3 separate regions of the Homo sapiens genome follow, and regions 1 and 2 are each linked to region 3. The links are chromatin contacts, found by Hi-C in ENCODE. All regions are on one chromosome and are shown on one strand. The core of a region is the stretch at or near the end of the contact, and the rest is flanking DNA. Distances in the headings are between cores, read along the strand shown.

Region 1 (3,638 bases), core at 854-3,353, 740 kb after region 3:
AGAGAGCAGAGATTGGTAGGCGAGGCGAGACCAGACCGCATTTCTAGACCATGAACACAGCGAATACTAGCAAGAAAAAAAGCTTCTCCCCGCCAAGGGGAGGCTTCCAACCACGAGACAAACGCGTACAGCTTTTCTCCCTTGTACAGAAAGAGACTGACTCCTGTTGCGCCATGGGGGAGGCGGAGGGACACAACGTAAAAGTGGGGGTTCCAAAAGGAGTCAAAAGGAGAGTATGGGGTTACCGTCACGCCACACCGAGAGAAGCGGAGACGACACTTTCACCCGGTGGGGGCGGGGGCGAGGCTCCCCCAGCGCGGACTCGGGTTCGGGGAGTGCAGGGCGCACTCTCTTTGTGGGTCTCCAAGCGAAGGCACAGTTCGGGGGCCGGGGTGGAGGGCGCGCTCTAGCAGGCCGGGCGCACGGGCACCTGCAGGAGGATCACCTGTCTGTTTTCGGATGGGTGGCACTTGTTGATGTGCCGCGTAAGGCCGGGCGAGCTGTAGAAGGTGGCCGGGCAGTACTTGCAGGGGAACACCTGGGCGGCGTGCAGCAGGCGCAGGTGGCGCTCCTGAGCGCCCTTGCTGGCGAACGACTCTCCGCACACTGGGCACAGGTGGCACTCGGCGGACGCACTCAGGCCCAGCACGCCGGCCCCCTCGCCGTCGCCGGCCGCCTCCTGGGGCGCCTTCTCGTCGGGCCCGGGGTACAAGGCCAGTAGGTCCTCGGCCGGGGGCGCTAGCGGCGCGCCCTTGGCCTGCAGCGCCTGGTGGTGCGCCAGCAGGTGCTTGCGTAGGTAGGCCTGGCGGCGGAACTTCTTGGCGCAGTGATGGCACTCGTAGAGCCCGTCCTCGGAGCCCGACTCGGACACGCCGCCGGGGCTCGGCGTGTCCCGGTCGCTGCCGCCGCCGGGTGCCTCCCGCGCCTCAGCCCTGGCTGCTGCTTCTGGCTCCGGCGCGCGGGCGGCGGCGGGCGCGGGCCGCGGTTTGTGCCAGCGGCGGTGCGAGGCCAGGTTGGCCGGGCAGCTGAAGACCTTGGCGCACTCGGGACAGCGGTACTCCACACGCACGATGCGCGAGCATTTGTGCTGCGCCAGCGCGAACGGGTCGGCGTACTCCTCCTTGCACAGCTGGCAGATGAACTCGCCCAGCGGCCGCGCCGCGCCCCCCGCGCGGCCCCGCGGCGCCTCCACCGGGCCCTCCTTGATCTTGAGCCCCAGCACGGGCGACGTGGTCACCTCGTCCTCGAAGTGCAGCTTGCGGATGGCCTTGGGCTTCTTGGCGCCCGGGGCCTTGACTGCCTTGGCGGGCGGCTCCGCGGCGGTAGGGGGCGGGGGCCGCTTTCCCGGGGGCCGCAGGGCGGCGGCAGGGGGCAGTGGGGGGCCGGGGCCCGGGCCGCGGGCCGCCTCGGCGCCAGCCGAGAACGCCGTGCCCATCTTGAGCTCGGCGGGCGCGAAGAGCAGCGGGTCGCCGCCGCAGGTGCCGCCTCCGCCAGCTCCGCTCGCGCCGCCGCCGCCGCCCCCTCCGAGCAGCGCGGCGGGCGTGGGGAAGGACTCGGCCGAGACCGGCGAGCCCAGGTTGAAGCTGCGTTCGAAGTACTTGTGCTTCTCGTGCTCGCGGCTCACGGGCCGCGTGGGACTGTAGAGCGGCGCGGGGTGCGCAGCCTCGGGGTTGCCGAAGTGCGCGGCCCGCGGGCCCTGCGGGGGTGGCTGCGGCCCAGGCGCGCAGGCAAGCGCGGCGGCGAGCGCTGCATGGGCGCGCTCCGCGGGCGGCGGCGGCGGCAGCGGCCCGGGGACCGGGCTCGGCGCCGGGGGCTCGGCGCGGGCGCCCCCGCAGCTGGGCGAGAGCAGCAGTGCGCGGTCGCCGTCCTCGCCGCCGCGGACCCGGTAGGAAACGGGCGTGGACTTCTTGCTGCGCTTCACCAGGAAGCCGCGGGGCATGTTGGCGCGGCCCGAGGGCACGGCACTGGCTCGGTCCCCCCTCCGCGCTCGGCCCCGGCGGCCCTCAGTGCCCCCGGCCCATTGCCCGGGCGCGGCGGCTGCGGGACTCGCGTGGCGCCGGCGACGGCTCGGCCCAGCTCTGCGCCCTGCACGCGCGTCCCTGTCCCCGGGCCCGGCAGCCGCTCCCTTTTAACGGGGGGAGGGGGCCATTGTTCTCGCCTCCCGCTTCCCCTGGAGCCAATCAGCGCGTCCGCAGCTCCTCAGCCTGGCAGGGTGGGAGGGCGATGGGGCGGCCAAAAGGGGGCCGGGACTCGGGGGTCGCCCGGTAGGTGCGGCAGATGTACCTGAGGGCGCGGGGCCCCCGCGCGCGCCCCTGGTCGCCCCGCCCGGCGCCGCCGCCCCGCCCGGTCCAGGCACACGCCCGGCCCCGCCTCCCTTCACGGTCTGCTGCTTCTCTATGGGGAGGCGCACGTGCCTGGGCTTTGTGTCTCTCCTCCGGGGGGCGCGGAGCCGCCAAATGGGCCCGTCCATCAGCGCGACAATGCACGCCCCCCTCCCGCGCGGGGATTACCCGCGGGTCGCTAGCAAAATAGCAACAAAGGAGAAGAATGGCCCCAAATATGTCAGGAGGGTTCAATCCGCGAGCCGGAGCCGAGGGGGAAGTTGTGCGCGCTGATTGGGTGGGGGCGGGGGCGCGCCGGGGCGGTGCGGGGGAGATCGTTGCGGAGGCGCAGTGGCTCCGCGTGGTGTTTGGGAAATAAACAAGAATCCGAGAGAGCAGCAGGGTCCGGACGGCCTCCGCCCGGACCTTGGACGGATGGGCCGCTGGACCCAAGAGGCCAAGCAAAAGGGTTCCCCGGGGTTCCAAGTGTGGACAGGGGGCCCGGCCTTCTGGCAGTGGCCGAGGGCGATGTTTGTGCTCGCAGCCTCCGCGCGCCCACGGGGCTAGAGAAGGTTTCTTTCGAGTTTGAGAAGGAATTGGCACGGCCTTCTCAGTCTCCCGAAAGCGCGGGATTGGAGCGCGGGCGGGCTGGGCTGGGTTCCCAGAGGAACGTGAATTTCTGAACTTTTGGGTTCTTGGAGGCTTGGGAATGGCATCTTTGGCGGGGCCCGACCCAGGCCGCCCGGAGCTTCCGCGTGGTCCAAGGCTCGGTTAATCCGGGTCGAGTTGGCCGAAGCCCGAAACGCGCGGTCGGCCTCGTGCGCCCCAGTGAAGTTGGCTTTCTCCTCCCCGCGCGGCCTCATGCATTTTCATTCCGAGCGGGCATTTTGTTTGCCGGTTGACATCAGATGCTAAATCAAGGGCTCCAATCAAGGCGCTGCGAAATAAAGGGGCTGCCTGTCTGGGCGCAGCCCCCACGGAGCCGTGCCCCCTTCACCTTTGTGAAGGAAATTAACCTCCTGCTATTGAGCTCCGGTCGCGGCCAATCTGGACGCAAAAGAGACGCGTGCTGGACGGGGGGAGGGGGGGCAATCTGTACTCTGAGGCAGGCTGAGGCCTCCGAGAGGACAAGCCGCCTCCCCTGTGCCACCAGGAAGAGACAACAGCGAAGATTCCCCCCGCCCCCACCCCCACCCCCACCTCCGCTGCCGTTCCGTTTGGACCCAGACTGGGCCGCCTGCCTCCATCCTCTGTCCAGCCCAGCCCCGAGGAAACACAAAAGGCAGAATCTTCGGGGGACAGGGCAGAGAACCCCAC
Region 2 (3,555 bases), core at 709-3,208, 600 kb before region 3:
CCTTCTATCCTCCCCCCTCGGCCCTCTTCCACCACCCCCCCGGAACCCACCCCTCTACACACACACACACACACACACACACACACACACACACACACACGTCCCAACCCCAGCTGGGCCTGGGACCTTCCACTGCTCTGAGCCCCTTTCAGCCCCCTTCCTCCTCTAGCTTTGGGAATGAGGGGGAAGTCATCTCAAATTGATTAGTGTGTTAGTACTAGTACTCGTTTTCGTTTTGGTTTTAGTTTTATTTCCGCCACCATTAATAATAAGATAGAGAATAAAAGTTTATCGTGGAAAGGTGTTTCGGGTGTGGCTCTCTCTACCTCCCCACTCCCGGGGCAGCGGCCGGGGAAGGGTGGGATCAGTACCCCAGCTGGCTGGGAGTGTCAAGGTGAGCGTCCAGCGCGGTGCAGGGCTCCTGTCAGGAAGACACAAGGCGGAACTTGTGTCCCATTCCTGGCCAGGTCCTCAATCCTTCTCTCAGGAAATCTTCACGTTTAATAGCCAACCACTCTTGGAATAGTGGGGGTGATTTCGGTGATGCGAGAGGGGCACGGTCCAAATCCTGTCTCCTACAGCCAGGCCCAGCCACCAGAACTCATCCCTCTCCAAGCAGTGACAGAAGGGGCAGGAGGCAAAAGGATCCCGATCTGCTGCTAAGGGGCGCATAGATCCGGCGCCCTCCTGTCCCCAAGCGCGACCGGCGGGAGGCCAAATGCATAGCTCCAGCTCTAGGTCTGAAGGACAAGTTCCTTTCTCCCTGGCGGTGGAATCTCGCACCACTCTATCCCAGGTGGCCTGGCCTCGTCTTTCTCCCAGCACCTGCAGCTTCAGGAAGTCTCTGTTAAACCACAGAATGGTCATTTCTCCTTCATTTAAATGAGGTTTTGCGCAGCCCTGAATTATTCACCCCTGAGATTGAACATCAACAATTTCTCTGTTTCTACCCTGCACCAAAGCAGTTCTGAACTCCCCAACCTGTGCAGCTAACTGTGTCCGGGAGCCATGCGGTGAGGGCCAAGAGGAGGAAACTCGTGGTTTTGAACATGAACTGATTTGAGGGGGTCAGGATCTGAGAGCTCTGAGGTTGAGCCCAGTAAGCACCAAAGGCATTGGGCTGAATGTGCTAGACCAGGAAGAGGGCATAGGGGAGAGAGTAGGAACAGCCGAGGTTTCTGAGACTCCCAGCGCTCCCCTGGAGGAGAGAACCCTCTTCCCCTCCCTCCTGCCCACCCCAAGGGTCTAGCTCTCCTTAGCCACCCAGAGTTGAGTATGGCGCCAGCGCGGTGACAGTGGCTGAGGAGCACATGGACCCTATCAGCCCACCCTGGGGAGCCATGGCTGCGGAGGCCCCGACCCCTTTGCCTCCGCTGTAGGGCCAGAGAGCATCCCTGGCTCCTAATCCACCTGTCTAAATGTATCTGTCAGGAGTGACTGGCTCATAATTCCTGGACTCTCTAGAGAGAGCACGCGGTGGGGCCACAGACAAGAATTACTCCTGGAAAAAGAAAAATCAGGTTTAAAAGAAGTGAACTCTTCCTCTCCGGCGGCATGAACACAGTACAGTCTCTGGCTCTGGGAGGTCCTGGAGACCTGGAGGAGGTTTGAGGGTCAGTGCACTGGCAGGAGGGTGCGAGAGTGGGAGCAGGGGAAGCTATGTAGAAGATTAGGCCTGTCCATGACAGCGTAGGTTTGGAGTAAGGAACAGGGAAAGGGAATGGTTTGGATTAAAGTGGGCACGCCTAAGCCAGGAGTTCCGCGAAGGCAGCGAAGAGAGGACTAAGCACGCACAGTATGCTCGGGGCTCCGGGGGTGCGGGGAGTGGGGACGCACCCTGCCCAGTGCTCTCCATTGCGGAATCTGCTAGCTTCGTCGGGCGCGAGATACCAAGAAAGGTTGATTTCCAGACCTTGGAGTCTCTGAGATAAAGGAACGCCACATCCCTGCCTCAGTCCAGTGGATACTCGTGATCCGGAAAAGCAGCTAAAGCCGCTTCTTCCCCCCAGTAGGTGAGGAGTCAACAGGCACACTCTAAAGACGAGGAAATAAAGCCGGTCGTGACACCGTGAGAGCTGGTTCGCCCAACTACCCTTTCAGGGGAACGTCCACCCCACCTCTGCTGCCGAGCTTGGAAAAGTGGCAAGGAGTCGCAGTCCAGGACAAAACTCCGCCCCCGTCCCCGTGAAGGCCGCCCGTGGCTGGGGGCTACTGTAGAGGGGTGAGTCTGGGGATTGCGCACGATGAGAGGGGGTGGTTCTCCCCGGTAGCAGAGTCCGCGAGCCTTCGTCTCAATCCTGGCCCCTTTCCCGCAGCCAGCTGTGCGCGATCGGGAGCACACAGCCCTCGCTGCAGCCTTCTGCACGGTCGGGCATAGGGAAAACCTTACAGTTTGTCGCCCCCTGTCGTCCCCCGGCCGGGTATCGCGGGTTCCCGAGCTGCAGGCTAGGCTTGGTGAGAGATGGCCCTAAGATGAGATTGCAGAAGGAAAAGAAACGTCTCTCCCACCTCCCAAGGAGGCAGCTTAGCCCTCTCCATGGCCCGGGGACAGCTACTAGTCAGCGCTGAGCGCACAGAGGTAAAGAGCTCGCGGATTCTGCGTTTTTGCTTGGCTGGGTTTGGCACCGTATTTCAGCGTCCTCTGGAAGCGGAGTGCAACAAAGTTCCGCTTCCAGGGTCGCGGGAGCCTGTTAGCTGAGGGCGCACTCAGAAACCTGGGGCAAAACTCCTCCGCCTGGGGCTGGACTCCTAGCAGGGCAGAGGATGGATCTGAGGGTACCCCAGAGGCTTCGGGCCCTCGCCCAGTTTTCCCAAGGCAGGAAAAGAAAGAGAGGTAAACTCTTTGCCGAAAGCGGGAGTCAAAAAGGAGGCGCGAAGGGGTGCCTGCCCTTCTGGGGACTGGGGGTTGGCGGCAAGGGGGGTTACTGATGAGAACTCCCTTGCTGCACGCCACCTGAGCCGTGAACTCAACACCCGAAACTTCACACTGCTAAACACCCAGGGGTTCGGTGACAGGGCCGCTCTTGGAGCTACAGTCGCCCCCACTTCATGTCTCATACTTGGCTTTGATTTTTGGTGGGTTTGTTTCCGGGAGTTAAAACAAGCAATAGGCCGGGATGTTCCCCGGGCCCATGCATTTCAAGGACTCCAGGAGAAACCTTAAGAAAAAGCTGATTTAAGTCCAACTTGGGCATACAGGTGCGCATTTCGGTTCTTGCGGGAAGTAACAGAGGGCAGAAAACACAGGTGGCACTCCCCGAGAGCCCTGGCCAGACTTGGGCCTAACAACGAAAGCTGGTACCCACCAGCAGCAGCCCGCAGGGGCCGCAGGGCCGGGATCCCGGGTCTTCCTCACGACGTCCTAGCCTCAGGCCTTAATAGGCCCGCTTTCGCTCCTGCATGAGTCCTGGCTCTGCTCAGGACCTGCGCTTTTACTGTGTTTTTAAGAGTTTTAAGAGCACTGAGCCATGAGTCCTGTGGTTCAAAATCAAAGTCAAATTGAGTCTCTTAATTTTCTTCTTAAATTTACGTTTGAAGGGGAAAATAAAAAAGCAG
Region 3 (3,142 bases), core at 401-2,900:
AAGCTCCTGGCATTGAAAGCCATCTCTCAGTCCCTGACAACAAATGTCCTTGTCACTGCAGAGCATACGTAGGCATGAACTGCCTGGATAAAGATAGTCAATATATTTTTCACCGTTGGCTTATGAAAAAATATCACATCCATATTATGGCATTTCCCCCTCTGCACTAGCTTCTTTAGGATGTATGAATTTCACCTAGCAGTATGTGTGTGTGTTGAGTTTTGATACCCATCTCTTTGTGTGTTAGTGGACAGAGTAGAAAAATGCAGACAACAGATTAACAGAAGAGAAAATAACTCATGAGCGGTCTTGGACACATTTAATATTATCAATGATATTCTGCGATAAAACATAAGCGGGGGTAGTATTTATGTACTTATTGGCTTACTAAATTGATCACATTTTCTGGTGGAAAAGTTAAATGCAATTTAGCTGCAGAGGATTTGGAACATGCCCCAGTTTGGTATTTGTTTATACTTTATATTTTAAAAAGGGAAAACAACTTGATTTAATCTCTGATTTGTGTAGAAAACTTGGCTTGCCAACTTATTGAAATTCACAGCTCTTGCCCAGAGGAACTGGTCTTCCGCTAAAAACTAGCCTTGGTTTATGCTAAGGTGGCAAAAGACTTAATTTGGGAATTACATTTCTTCCAAAGACTAATTTCAAACTAGGTATATATATTTTTAAGTTGGTTTGCAGATTCACATCTACACCACCTCTTCCAGAGTTGGGGGATGTTTTCCCTCTTGTTTATCGTTTTGCTGGTGTGAATGCTGAGAATTAATTACTCTCCTTTGTAACACTAAGACAACTTTTAATGATCATTTGTTTCTTCTATTGTATGGAATGAAATCATAAGAAGTTTCATTTAATTGGTTTATTCATTTAAAGAGATTCCTTTAATTGAAATAGAGAAAAGGAAAAATAAAACCCTAGAAAATAAAACCAGGTTCTAACCACTCCAGGGCGAAACGCGTAAATCATTTTAAAAATGAATACCCCAAATTAAGAATTTAATTTTTAAAACTCTTTATGTCTCTCTCTCCACATTTGTAGTATGTGAAAGGCAAGAGAGACCCTTTGAATCAGGGAAAAGTTATTCTTTGAAATGACATCGGTGATCTGATTCCCTCTGTATTTCAACCGCATTAACTTCACACCGTCCACACTGGGCAATGAAGATGCTCAGAGTCAGGTCAAATTCACCCTCCTGAAAAACTGCAAATTAAGATGCTGTTGATTACACATCACCGGCTGTCTTAATCATCGTGATCAAAATCCAAATATTAAGGAAAGTGGCCTGGGAGGGTTACGTTTGGGCTTTTGACAGACCCTCAACCAAACTCTGACGCCCAGCCTGCGCGTTTCCACATCTTTTTCCAGGCAAGAGGCTCCACCAGCCCGCGTGGGGCTCGCAGTGTTTCTCTAGAGTGGCTAGACATCCCCCAGCCCCCAAACCCAGACACACCCCGACCCCCGCGAATGGTTCTGGGCTGTCAAAACACGCGGCGGCGTGTTCAGTCCCAATAACTCGCGTGATGATTAATGAGCAGCTTGATAATTTAATATCGCGTGTGATTAAATTATAAGGCGTGGGGGAGGGGAGCTCTGCGCCACCTCGGCAGCCCCGCCGACGCCGACCAGCTAACCGGACTGGGCTGCGCGCGGAGCCCCCTCTTCCCGTGCACAGTGCGGGGCGAGGCTTGGCGAGCGGTGGGTCTGCGCCTTCCCAAGGTCAGTGGGTCTGGAGAGGGGAGGACGGCGGGACTGGGGGTGGCGGAAGGGATGTCTTGCAGAGAGGAGGAGAGGTGTGGGCTCAGGGTAGCTCTGGTCTGAGCCGATGAGCAGGGCGAGTCATCGACTCTTTCCCCGGCAAAGGCGCGTGGAAGGCTGGAAAATGGCCTCAGGCAAGGGAAGATTTGTTTTTAAAAATTCCTCTTTTCTCTGCCACGGGGGCTTAGAGAGTCCCTAGGATTCGGAGACCCCTGGGGGGAAGGGGCGCCCCTCTGAGTCTCTCTCTGGATCCCATCCCCCCGACCCCGCCCCGCGCCTTGACTTTGTGGGGTTTCCCCGCAGGCCGGGCCGAGGTGGCGGTCGGGTTGGGCCACCCCAAGCCCCTTCTTTTCCCCAGCCCGCAGAGCCCGGCCTTGCCTAGTGCTCGGCGGGGTTCAGGCAGGTCCGGGGGAAGAGGGAGTGGATGAAGCCTGCGAGAGCCGGAAGCTGCGGGGAGGCAGAGAGACGCCCGCAAAACTCTAGGCGCAGAGTCTCCGGGGTTTCCAGCCGGATTCCTAGGGGAGGCGCGAAAACCCGATCTAAACTGAGGTTACTGGAGGGACTCCTGGCCGGCACTCTTTTCTCCTGAAGAGGTCGTTTAGGGGGGCTCAGGCGTGGCCACTCCTTCCCCTGGAAGAAGTGTGAGCGCAGGGCCCTCGCCGGGTGAGGGGGCCGGCGGCGCTCACACTGTCCCTGCCGCCGCGGCACAGTCCTGCCCCGGCCCAGGTAGGCGGTTGCTTTTGCTGCTATGCAGAGCCAGGTCTGCTCCGGGGGCTGCAGCCTCAGAGGGGTACCTCGAGAAACCACTTGCGGGACACAGGGAGAGTCGCCTCTTATTCCATGGCTCTGTCGAAGGGCTGAACTTTTAGCCCGAGGAGGGCAGGCCCTCGACAGGTAGGGATGTCCCCAGAAGACCCTAGGAAACAACACCTTGGGGTGGGGGGCGGGGGACGGGGGGGTTGTTCAGACCCAGAGCGGGAGGGTGAAAATTAAAGCGTCCTGACCAGGGCTCCAGAGGGCTCGGCGTCCAGGCTGTGCTGGCTGGATTTTCAGCTGGGAAATGGCATTCGAAAGGGGACCCGGTGGGCTGAACCCAGGCTGCCCGCTTTCCTTCACCCAGAGAGGCCCTGCAGAGCGCCAGAACGGCGCGCCTGGTGTCCGGTGCTTCGGGCTCCAGGTGCAGTGGCCGAACCTTCCTCCTAGACAAAGATGGAAGCTTCCTAGGTTGGGCTCCTTGGATATGCAGCCATGACCATTTCTCTCCCAGCTTCTCCAGATATTTGGAGGTAACACCAAGGAAGGGGAAAATCATGAACAACCAAATGGGCTTGTAAACAGAGGTCACAGTATAGAAAAAATATATGAG

Evidence for each region. Hi-C counts contacts between places; a loop is a spot of excess contacts on that map. Pooled maps may share reads with other maps.
Region 1: a loop to region 3 is called in a pooled map, with 10 times the contacts of the local background. The contact joins the promoter of INSM1 here to the promoter of LINC00237 in region 3. A Hi-C loop is called at or near these places in 1 of 168 maps with a recorded cell type or tissue (naive thymus-derived CD4-positive, alpha-beta T cell), 14 of 37 single-sample maps with no recorded cell type and 12 of 50 pooled maps.
Region 2: a map of naive thymus-derived CD4-positive, alpha-beta T cell shows a loop between it and region 3 (13-fold over the local background). The contact joins the promoter of LINC01726 here to the promoter of LINC00237 in region 3. A Hi-C loop is called at or near these places in 1 of 168 maps with a recorded cell type or tissue (naive thymus-derived CD4-positive, alpha-beta T cell), 14 of 37 single-sample maps with no recorded cell type and 12 of 50 pooled maps.

What each region holds. Positions count from the first base shown.
Region 1 is chr20:20,366,569-20,370,206 of GRCh38, reverse strand. INSM1 (INSM transcriptional repressor 1) reads right to left here and starts at 2,103. Exons shown (of 1, transcript NM_002196.3): 1 at 1-2,103. The coding sequence starts at 1,939. The coding sequence ends at 407. RefSeq lists an enhancer at 2,240-3,010.
Region 2 is chr20:21,701,988-21,705,542 of GRCh38, reverse strand. LINC01726 (long intergenic non-protein coding RNA 1726) reads left to right here and starts at 1,958. Exons shown (of 5, transcript NR_109878.1): 1 at 1,958-2,221. RefSeq lists an enhancer at 2,036-2,640.
Region 3 is chr20:21,104,866-21,108,007 of GRCh38, reverse strand. LINC00237 (long intergenic non-protein coding RNA 237) reads left to right here and starts at 1,650. Exons shown (of 2, transcript NR_190203.1): 1 at 1,650-1,737.